Regions from separate parts of the Homo sapiens genome. Here region 1 is linked to region 2. Evidence: chromatin contacts called from ENCODE Hi-C or POLR2A ChIA-PET data. All regions are on one chromosome and are shown on one strand. The core of a region is the stretch at or near the end of the contact, and the rest is flanking DNA. Distances in the headings are between cores, read along the strand shown.

Region 1 (5,108 bases), core at 1,517-4,016, 110 kb after region 2:
TTTTAATAGGGAAAAATGATATAAAAATAGTTTTTCAATGAGCCTGGGTGACCGAAAGTCAAGGTAAGTAAATATTAAGATGTAGCAAAAATTGTTTGACTTCATATAATTGTTAGAACTTTTTAGAGCTGGGTGTTTTTTGTTTTTGTTTTTTTTTGCCATTCAGATAACAGTTTGAAACCAAGGAAAATAAAATGATTTCAAAGGCTTTTATTATATTTAGCCTTTATTTTTGTGTTTTTTGTTTTGTTTTGTTTGAGATGAAGTCTCACTCTGTCGCCCAGGCTGGAGTGCAGTGGCACAATCTCGGGCACTGCAACCTCCGTCTCCCAGGTTCAAGCAATTTTCGTGCTTCAGCCTCCCGAGTAGCTGGGATTACAGGCGCCCGCCACCATGTCCGGCTAATTTTTGTATTTTTAGTACAGACGGGGTTTCACCATATTGGTCAGGCTGGTCTCAAACTCCTAACCTCAAGTGATCTACCCACCTCAGCCTCGCAAAGTCCTGGGATTACAGGCCTGAGCCACTGCGCCCGGCCAGGATTTTATTATATTTAACCTTAACCCTAATTTCTGAGTTGGCTAAAGCTGCTTTTAGTATGCGTCGTTATGGCCCAAACAGGAAGGTAACCACCTCTGATGAACACTTATTGTTTTCATCTGTCTAGTGTCCCTTTTTCTGGTAATAGAATTTCTCTTTTCCATGGGAACCCATTCCATATGTTTCAGTGCAGTACAATTAACATTGGTTTTCCAAGCTTAGGGTAGATGGGCATAAAACCAGACCTAGCCAATTGTTCCATCCTTTCCTTCTGGTCACAGAAATCAGTTCATAAGTGGACATATGGCCCAGGTATAAGAAACAAGCATGTCTATGAAGTTTGAAAATGGAAGACGGAAGATTACATCTCACTTTTCTTTGGAATCATAAGCTCTAAGAATAACATGCAAATCTAAGAACATTAGTAAGGACTGTAGAGTTGGAGAAAAAACAAGAATCTAAGAACAAACTGTACAGCCATCTTTACCACCACATAGAAAGGCTCTACGAATTAAGCCAACAGAGAAAATCTAAACCAAGATATACAAAGACTATGTCTTGATATGTGTGAACTTCAGAATCCGGTAGTACCTGAAGCAGTTTTGCCCTATTTCCAGTTACATGAACAATATTTCGTCTTTTTCTGCTTACCCTAATTTAAACTGGGTTTTTGTCACATGTGACAGAGTACGGAACTATATACAAGGAGTGTATTCATTCAGATTTCAATAGCCAGATTCCAAAAGCGAACAGTAAGGGAAAGAAGTAAAAGTCCCTACTTAAGGCCAGGCGTGGTGGCTCATGCCTGTAATCCCAGCACTTTGGGAGGCTGAGGCAGGCGGATCACGAGGTCAAGAAATCAAGGCCATCCTGGCCAACATGATGAAACCCCGTCTCTACTAAAAATATAAAAATTAGCTGGGCGTGGTGGCACATGCCTGTAGTCCCAGCTACTCAGGAGGCTGAGGCAGGAGAACTGCTTGAACCCGGGAGGCAAAGGTTGCCGGGAGCCGAGATCCTGCCGCTGCACTCCAGCCTGGCAACAGAGCGAGACTCCGTCTCAAAAAAAAAAAAAAAAAAAAAAGAGAGAACAATAAACACTGGGGACTCCAAAAGCAGAGAGGGAGGAGGGCACAAGGGTTAAAAACAATACCTATTGGCAGCCAGGTGTGGTGGCTCATGCCTGTAATCCCAGTACTCTGGGAGGCCGAGGCAGGCGGATCACTTGAGGTCAGGAGTTCGAAACCAGCCTGGCCAACATGGAGAAACCCCATCTCTACTAAAAATATAAAAAATTAGCCAGGCCTGGTGGTGCATGCCTGTGGCCCCAGTTATTCAAGAGGCTGAGGCAGGAGAATCGCTTGATCCCGGGAGGTGGAGGTTGCAGTGGGCCAAGATCGCGCCACTGCACTCCAACCTGGGTAACAGACAAATCCTGTCTCAAAAAAAGAAAAAGAAAAGGAAAGTCAGAAAAAAAAAGAAAGGAAAAGAAAGAAGAAGTTTAAAAAAAAAGGAAAAGAAAGAGAGAAAGAAAAAGGAAGGAAGGAAGGAAGGAAGGGAGGGAGGGAGGGAGGGAGGAAAGGTCAAAGGATACATAATTGCTTTCAAGGGATTAACCTTGCAACCCTGAATACATCGACATATACAACACTCTGAAGTGCTCACTTGATTTTCAGCCACAGGATGGGCTTCTCACTCACCTTCAGTAAGATACTAATAGCACAAGCCATGCCTACGGCACCAGTTCCAACAATAGTAATTTTACACTGGGAGTTTTCATCATCCTCAATTAGCTTCTCAATTAGCTGCTCCTTGACAGTTGACATTTGGAGAACCTGATAGGGATAATGCAATTTCATTGGATTAACCACACTGAACATCTAAGAAACTACCTCTTCAGTTTGCAGAATGTTGGAGCCGGGGATGGGGGGAAGCCAAAGAAAGAATTTCCTGGTCAAAGGATGCGGGGAGGGTAAAGCAAGGCCCAGTCTACCAGGCAATGGGAGGGCTGGGGCACCAGCGGGCTTTTGGATTTCTCCCTGCCCCCAGCCACCACTTTCACCCCAGCACCACACGCTCACAAATGCTTTGCTTGGCGCAATCAGTACAGATGACCCACAGGGACAAAGCACCACCTTTGAAGGAAGGCACAGAAGTGACACCAGAAAAATACACCAACGACAGTTGAGGCGCTAAGCCCGTCGACGGTTGCCCTCCGTGCGACTCGAGACACGCACGTTCCCCCGCTCGGCTCTTATGCGTCAGCACGCAAGCTCCGCCCCCCGCCGGCCCAGGCGCGGGCATGGGGCGTCTTTTCTGCCCTGGAGCGCAGTGTGGGTGGCGGCGGTCCAGATCACCGAAATGCTGATGGGAAGAATTCTAGACTGGCCCAAAGAGTGTGCAAGACGGGGATATCCATGCATTGTTTGCAGGATTTTAAAAAATTATTAACTTCTGTAACTTCAGGACTGAGTGCTGAAATAAAGTTAGAATTTCTCTTGAGAGAACAGAGGGTGGTAATGAAACGCAAAGACGCGAAGGATGCTTTCAATTTACAGCAAGAAATTGTTAATATTTATAACTCATGGCCGGACGCGGTGGCTCACACCTGTAATCCCAGCACTTTGGGAGTCCGAGGCAGGTGGATCACCTGAGGTCAGGAGTTTGAGAACAGCCTGGCCAACATGGCGAAACCCCGTCTCTACTAAAAATATAAAATTAGTCGGGCATGGTGGTGCATGCCTGTAGTCCCAGCTACTTGGGAGGCTGAGGCAGGAGAATCGCTTGAACCCAGGAGGCGGAGGTTGCAGTGAGCCAAGATCGCGCCACTGCACTCCAGACTGGGCAACAAGAGAGAAACTCCATCTCAAAAAAAATTTACATATATATTTTTTTTTTTGTGAGAGAGATATATATCTCACAGAAGGGGACACAACCTACTCCATCTTTTGTAGAGTATTTGCATTTGAACCTTTTTCAAAATCCAAAATATAATTTATTTTTCTTATAATAGCCTGTAGTGTTGTTATTGTTGTTGTTTTTGAGACAGAGTCTCACTCTGTCGCCCAGGCTGGAGTGCAGTGGCACAATCTCAGTTCACTGCAACCTCCGCCGCCTGGGTTCAAGCAATTCTCCTGCCTCAGCCTCCCAAGTAACTGGGACTACAGGCGTGCGCCACCACGCCCGGCTAATTTTTGTATTTTTAGTAGAGATGGGGTTTCACCATGTTGGTCAGAATGGTCTCCAACTCCTGACCTAGTGATCCGCCCTCCCAAAGTGTTGGGATTACAGGCGTGAGCCACCGTGCTGAGCCACCGTGCCCAGCCGCCGGGCAAATTTTTTTGTATTTTTTTGTATTTCACCTTGCTGGCCAGGCTGGTCTCGAACTCTTGACCTCAAGTGATCCACCCACCTCGGCCTCCCAAAGTGCTGGGATTACAGGCGTGAACCACCGCACCCAGTCAGTATTTGTTTTCAATATGGTTCAGATTATGCAATAACCCTGCTTTAAACTCTTCCGTGGCTTTCCATTACAGGTAGAGTAACCCACTTTTACCACAACCTAGATCTTCAAGATTTGGCCTCCTACCCCCACTTCCCATATCATCTCAGGACACTCAATACACTTCCTTCCAACTAGGCTTTGGACAGCTTTTTTGGATCAGGACTTTTTGCTGTTCTTTAAACCAAGAAAGCTCTTTCCCCAGCCCTTCTCAAGGTTAATTCCTCATTTTCAGCTTTGCACATACATACTCTGGCTTTCCTTGACAAATGTCAACTACCATCATTTCCTGTATATCTCTCTCTTATGGCACTTTTCTCAACCAGCAACTAGCCTGAAGCTAGAGGCCTCCTATAGCAGACAGGAGCAGCAACCACTTGGTCCTATACCTCCACAGCAACCTCATTTATCCCCGGGCTGAGAGGGAGATTGCTGGCCTGGATGGACTGGAAATTTAAGCTCTACACCTGCCTCAGGCCCCTGGCGGCCAAGGAAGGTATCAGCTTGGTAGTGGCCAAACTGATGCTAGATGACTAGAACTGGCTCTTCATCCATGCCTGCCCAAATACTCCAAACTTACTTAACATTTTGCTTACTTGATTGCAGTAACTTTAGAACCAAAATTTGTCTTTATTTATTCTTGTACATTGCAACATTTACCAAAGCATAGTAGGTACTCACTAAAGAATTTTTGGGCCAGACATGGTGGCTCACTCCTGCAATCCCAGCACTTTGGGAGGCCGAGGCTTCAGCCCAGGAGTTCAAGACCAGTCTGGCAACATAGGGAGACCCCCATCTCTACCCCCAAAAATAAAAACAAAATAAAATAAAATAATTTTTTTTGAGACAGAGTCTCGCAGTCTCGCCCAGGCTGTAGTACAGTGGTCCGATCTCGGCTCACTGCAAGCTCCGCCTCCCGGGTTCACGCCATTCTCCTGCCTCAGCCTCCCGAGTAGCTGGGACTACAGGCGCCCGCCACCATGCCCAGCTAATTTTTTGTATTTTTAGTAGAGATGGAGTTTCACTATGTTAGCCAGGATGTTTTCAATCTCCTGACCTTGTGATC
Region 2 (4,887 bases), core at 1,652-4,151:
GAAGCAATATCACCACCACCACCTCCCTATGATTTTGTGATAATTTGGCATTTTCAATGCTTGTTAACTTTCATGTTTTCATTTTTATGAAATCATGCAGAGCTTGTTATAATTTTTAGTGGGGTTTGGATTAAAATGCTTTTTTGATGTAGCAGAAGATACATTTTTTCCCATTTTACATTGTTTTCCTTAAATATTAAGAATAATGAGTAAAATAAACTGATTTTAAAATCACCAGGAGATGCTTCATTTATTAAGTGAAACATTCAGATTAAGGAATTTTTTTCATATAATTCACACAGTACCCAGGATATTTAGTTATTTTGTGTAAAATGAAGAGACTAGATTTTATCATTTTCAAACTTTTAAAAATTATTTTTAGCAAGAAAACTTTTTAAATCTTTTTGTTTTTGAGCCAGGTTCTCACTATATTGCCCAGGCTGGACTCAAACTTTTGGGCTCAAGTAATCCTCCTGCCTCAGCCAATGGAGTAGCTGGGACTGCAGGTGCACCATCAGCTTATTTGTGTTTTCATCTGTGATAATCGGAGGATTTAAAATTCTCCACTAATATACGTGAGGATAGAAATCAAAATGCCTAATGAGTGGAAAAAAACTCATCTTTAGTGTTGAAATGGCAAGCAACTTTCAAAAGCATTTCAACTACTATTACCTTCACATTAAAAAATTAACTGATTTTGCATATTTCTAAAACCACAAAGACATTTTCCCCACACACATTCAATCCTCCATGGTTCCAATGAAATAGATAAGAAGTTAACACTTTATATTGAGGTATAGTGTTGACCCTAAAAGATTGCAAAAGACTGATAGTAAACATGCAGCAAGAAAGCTTTTTTAAACAATATATTGCTGGGCACAGTGACTCACACCTGTAATCCCAGCACTTTGGGAGGCTAAGGTGGGAGGATCACCTGAGCCCAGGAGTTCTGAGGCCAGCCTGGGCAACAAAGTAAGACCTCATCTTTACAAAGAAATTAAAAATTAGCTGGGCATGGTGGCACACGCATGTGGTCCCAATATACATGGGAGGCTGAGGCAGGAGGATCACTTGAGCCAGGGAGGTCGAGGCTGCAGTGGGCCATGTTCACATCACTGCACCATGACCTGGGCAACAAAAATATATAAATGGGCTGGGCGCAGTGGCTTACGCCTGTAATCCCAACATTCTGGCAGGCTGAGGCGGGTGGATCACCTGAGGTCAAGAGTTCCAGACCAGCCTGGCCAACATAGTGAAATCCTGTCTCTACTAAAAATACAAAAAATTAGCTGGGTGTGGTGGTGGGCACCTGTAATCCCAGCTACTCGGGAGGCTTAGGCAGGAGAATCGCTTGAACCCGGGAGGCAGAGGTTGCAGTGAGCCAAGATCACACTATCGCACTCCAGCCTGGGAAGCAAGAGCAAAACTCTGTCTCAAAAAAAAAAAAAAAAAAAAAAAAAAAAAATATATATATATATATATATATATATATATATATATGTAAAATTTATTTTAATATTTATAAATGTTGCATTTATAAAATATATAAATAATATATATTACCTGGCATTCCTCCAACTCACAAAGGTACAGTTGCTCTAATTAAAGGGACTCCTGGTTAAGCCGTGGCTTTAAGAACAGTTTGAAAACCTTCTTGCTTTTAAAAGACATAAAACAGCAAGTAAAATGGAAGGACAGACAGACCTCTAGTTTGGTTTGACTGGAGCTGTATGCTTAACTAAGGAGCTGAAAAACAGAGGCGGAGGTTGCAGTGAGCCGAGATGGTGCTACTGCACTCCAGCCTGGGCGATGGAGTGAGAGTGACTCAAAAAAAAAAAAAAAAGAAAAAGAAAAAGAAAAACAATACCTATTAATAGCCTTTATTTGTGCGTGTTAGCAACAGTTTATAATGATGCTTCCACATGCTTTCAGTTAGGCCCTCCTTGTGAATGTGACCTTCACTTAGACGCCAACTTTGAAGGGAATCAATACTACGGCCTTGTTCTCATTAGGGCTGTACTAAAATAATTGAAACTGTCACACATCATCAAACTCAAAATTTTACAATACCTTGAATGACACTGTGCTTACAAAACTGACGGTGATGTGTAATGATGACTAATGTAAGTCACCATGAAGAATTTTTATGGGAAGTAAAAATTCAATTAAGATGGAAGTACCTACCCTTGCATTGTGCAAGGCAATGAAGATCTGAAGGAAGCCTGCCTTCAAGGGCTTGGATTTTGACAGCGGACAGGTACACAAATACAGCACCAGGTAAAATACGGCCTGTATTATCATTTATGGGTGGGTACAGAGGAGAAATTCTGACTTACGGAATGATTTCCTGGAGAAGAAATTACTATCTGGCTTCTTGTGAAACAAAGGCTCTACACTTTACCCTTGCCAACGTATAGTATGAAGGTCTTTAAGCTTAAAAAAAATCATTAATTAGAGGACCACTGGGCATCATCTAAGGCAAGTGTATGACTTTAGAGTCGGGAGAAATTTGCGCCTGAGCTAGAAATGCACTAGCCTACCATTATCACAAGAGCAAGTCAGTGACAGAACAGTTCTCTGACCGCCAGTGCAGTGCCCTCCCACTTGATCAATCAGTCATTAAGGCTCACTGGCAAGCCCTTCGTACTTCTTCCCTCTCCGGCACTAGCTTCCTTAAGTCGACTCTGTGAAATACCTGCTAATCTTATCCTGAACCAGAGTTTCGACCCTCGGAACAGTCTTGCCCACATCTTTGGGACCCGATTCGTCCTGCTGATTCCGGCACTCGAGGGGCGGGTTGGTTGGAACCCACCCCACCAGGCCCCTCTCAATCCCACACGGTGTCCACCCTTGCCCGCAGGACGGCGGCCCGGAAGTGACGTAGTGGAAGCGGAAGTGGTGTAGTGGTGCCGACTTCCTGTTGTTTGAGGCCGGGTTGGGGGTGTGCGATTGTGTGGGACGGTCTGGGGCAGCCCAGCAGCGGCTGACCCTCTGCCTGCGGGGAAGGGAGTCGCCAGGCGGCCGTCATGGCGGTGTCGGAGAGCCAGCTCAAGAAAATGGTGTCCAAGGTGAGGCTGCGACGCGCTCGCCTCCCAGGGCGCGCCCACCGCTCCCTTCCGCGCCCTGTCGAGTCCGTCCCGGCCCAGCCAAGCAAGCTTCCCAGACGGGCCGGAAGCCCCGGTGCAGTCCTTAGCGACCTCCTCAGAACCCCGCCCCGAGGCGCCTGTCGCCTGGTGCGGGAATCCCCGTACGGGAGCTGGGAGGGTGGGGGACGGCGACAGTCAACAAAGGCGTGGAGCGGAGGCTACCTGACACCTGCCGCCCACCCGCCCTCCTCTCTTCCACTGAGTTTGGAGCTGTCTGTGGGGCAGTGTAGTTTTTCGTTTGTTTTTATAAACACAAACAAGGGATCATACTTAGTTGTAGATCTGAGGCAATCCTCTACTCCTGTCCCAATCTAGGGATCCTCCAGTCTTAGCCTTTCTTTTGCCGACCCGCAGAGAGTGTGGCCTTTTCAGTTTTGTATTCTCCAGAAAAGAAGCGAAAATACCAGTCCCTTACTGCCCCAGGTGAAATACATACCATTACCATTTCAGGGATTTTCTAAGAGTAACTACTTTTAAGTGTATGCTTCTTATAACGCGTATTTATTTGCTTTGAGCTTAATTTATGATCTTCACGGCTCAAGACTAGTGTTTTTTTTTTCAATTTTTAAAAAAGCAGTTAAGCATTTTGTATTTTAAAGCCATGATTTATTTATATAATTACTTCAAACGTGGCACCTCACACCAGAGTGGAATGGCTTTTGTTATGTTTTGTTGTAATTTTCCAAAACTATGTAAAATGATTGAGAGTTGAGTCTTGACCAGTTCAACGTGTTAGCTTGGGATAGTTTTGTCAAAGCAAGAATGGTAGCAATCAGCGGTTTAAGCGGTTTCAATTTTTAATAAAACACACTATTATGTGTAAAACTTTTTTAAAAACAGACTTTTTCCAGTTAAATCGCCCCCATAGTTCTTGATTGAAGACCAAATAATCTCTAAGGAGAAAATGACAGCTTTCAAAATAAAGCATATATTGGTTGTGTAATCGTATATTTTAGGCTTCTTGGTTTTGTTTTGATAAACTTGTTATCCTTAGTTATAGAAGACATATGGGAAGCCATAGAAGATTGTGACCCAGGTAAAGATCCATGTTGTAACTTTTATATATCACTTTTTGAAAAAAACGGTATATTGTTTTACATAGTATGTAACTGAAGAGTATCTGTTCCATGACTCTTTTTTTTTTTTTTTTTTTTTTAGAGTCTTGCTCTGTCACCCAGGCTGGAGTGCAGTGGCACGATCTTGGCTCACTGCAATCTCCGCCTCCCAGGTTCAAGCGATTCTCCTGCCTTAGCCTCCCAAGTAGCTGGGGATTACAGGTGCCCACCACTTCACACAGCTGATTGTTGTATTTTTAGTAGAGACGGGATTTCACCATGTTGGCCAGGCTGGTCTTAAACTCCAGACCTCAGTGATCCACCGCTTTGGCTTCCCAAAATGATGGGAATACAGGCGTGAGCCACCACACCTGGCCTCCATGACATTTTTGATCTTTAAATTGATAGCATAGTCATTAAGATTTAGTCCTTGGGCTGGGCGCAGTGGCTTACGCCTGTAATCCTAGCACTTTGGGAGGCCAAGGCGGGTGGATCACCTGAGGTCACGAGTTCAAGACCAGCCTGATCAACATGGTGAAACCCCGTCTCCTAAAATACAAAAATTAGCCGGGCATGATGGCGGGTGCCTGTAATCCCAGCCTACTCGGGAGGCTGAGATGGGAGAATCGCTTGAACCTGGGAGACGGTGGTTGCAGTGAGTCGAGATCAGGCCACTGCACTCCAGC

Evidence for each region. A loop is a pair of places that touch in the nucleus more often than their neighbours do. ChIA-PET counts read pairs that join two places held with the same protein, here RNA polymerase II (POLR2A). Pooled maps may share reads with other maps.
Region 1: a loop to region 2 is called in a map of endothelial cell of umbilical vein, with 3 times the contacts of the local background. The contact joins the promoter of LDHC here to the promoter of TSG101 in region 2. A Hi-C loop is called at or near these places in 6 of 168 maps with a recorded cell type or tissue (PC-3, adrenal gland, chondrocyte and 3 more), 5 of 37 single-sample maps with no recorded cell type and 9 of 50 pooled maps. POLR2A ChIA-PET finds 5 or more read pairs at or near these places in 13 of 52 experiments (A549, GM12878, HEK293 and 7 more).

What each region holds. Positions count from the first base shown.
Region 1 is chr11:18,409,976-18,415,083 of GRCh38, reverse strand. LDHC (lactate dehydrogenase C) reads right to left here and starts at 2,766. Exons shown (of 8, transcript NM_017448.5): 1 at 2,676-2,766; 2 at 2,241-2,375. The coding sequence starts at 2,366.
Region 2 is chr11:18,524,956-18,529,842 of GRCh38, reverse strand. It overlaps TSG101 (tumor susceptibility 101), which reads left to right and starts at 2,901. Exons shown (of 10, transcript NM_006292.4): 1 at 2,901-3,068. The coding sequence starts at 3,027. It overlaps UEVLD (UEV and lactate/malate dehyrogenase domains), which reads left to right. Exons shown (of 12, transcript NM_001040697.4): 12 at 1-234. RefSeq lists an enhancer at 2,632-2,741.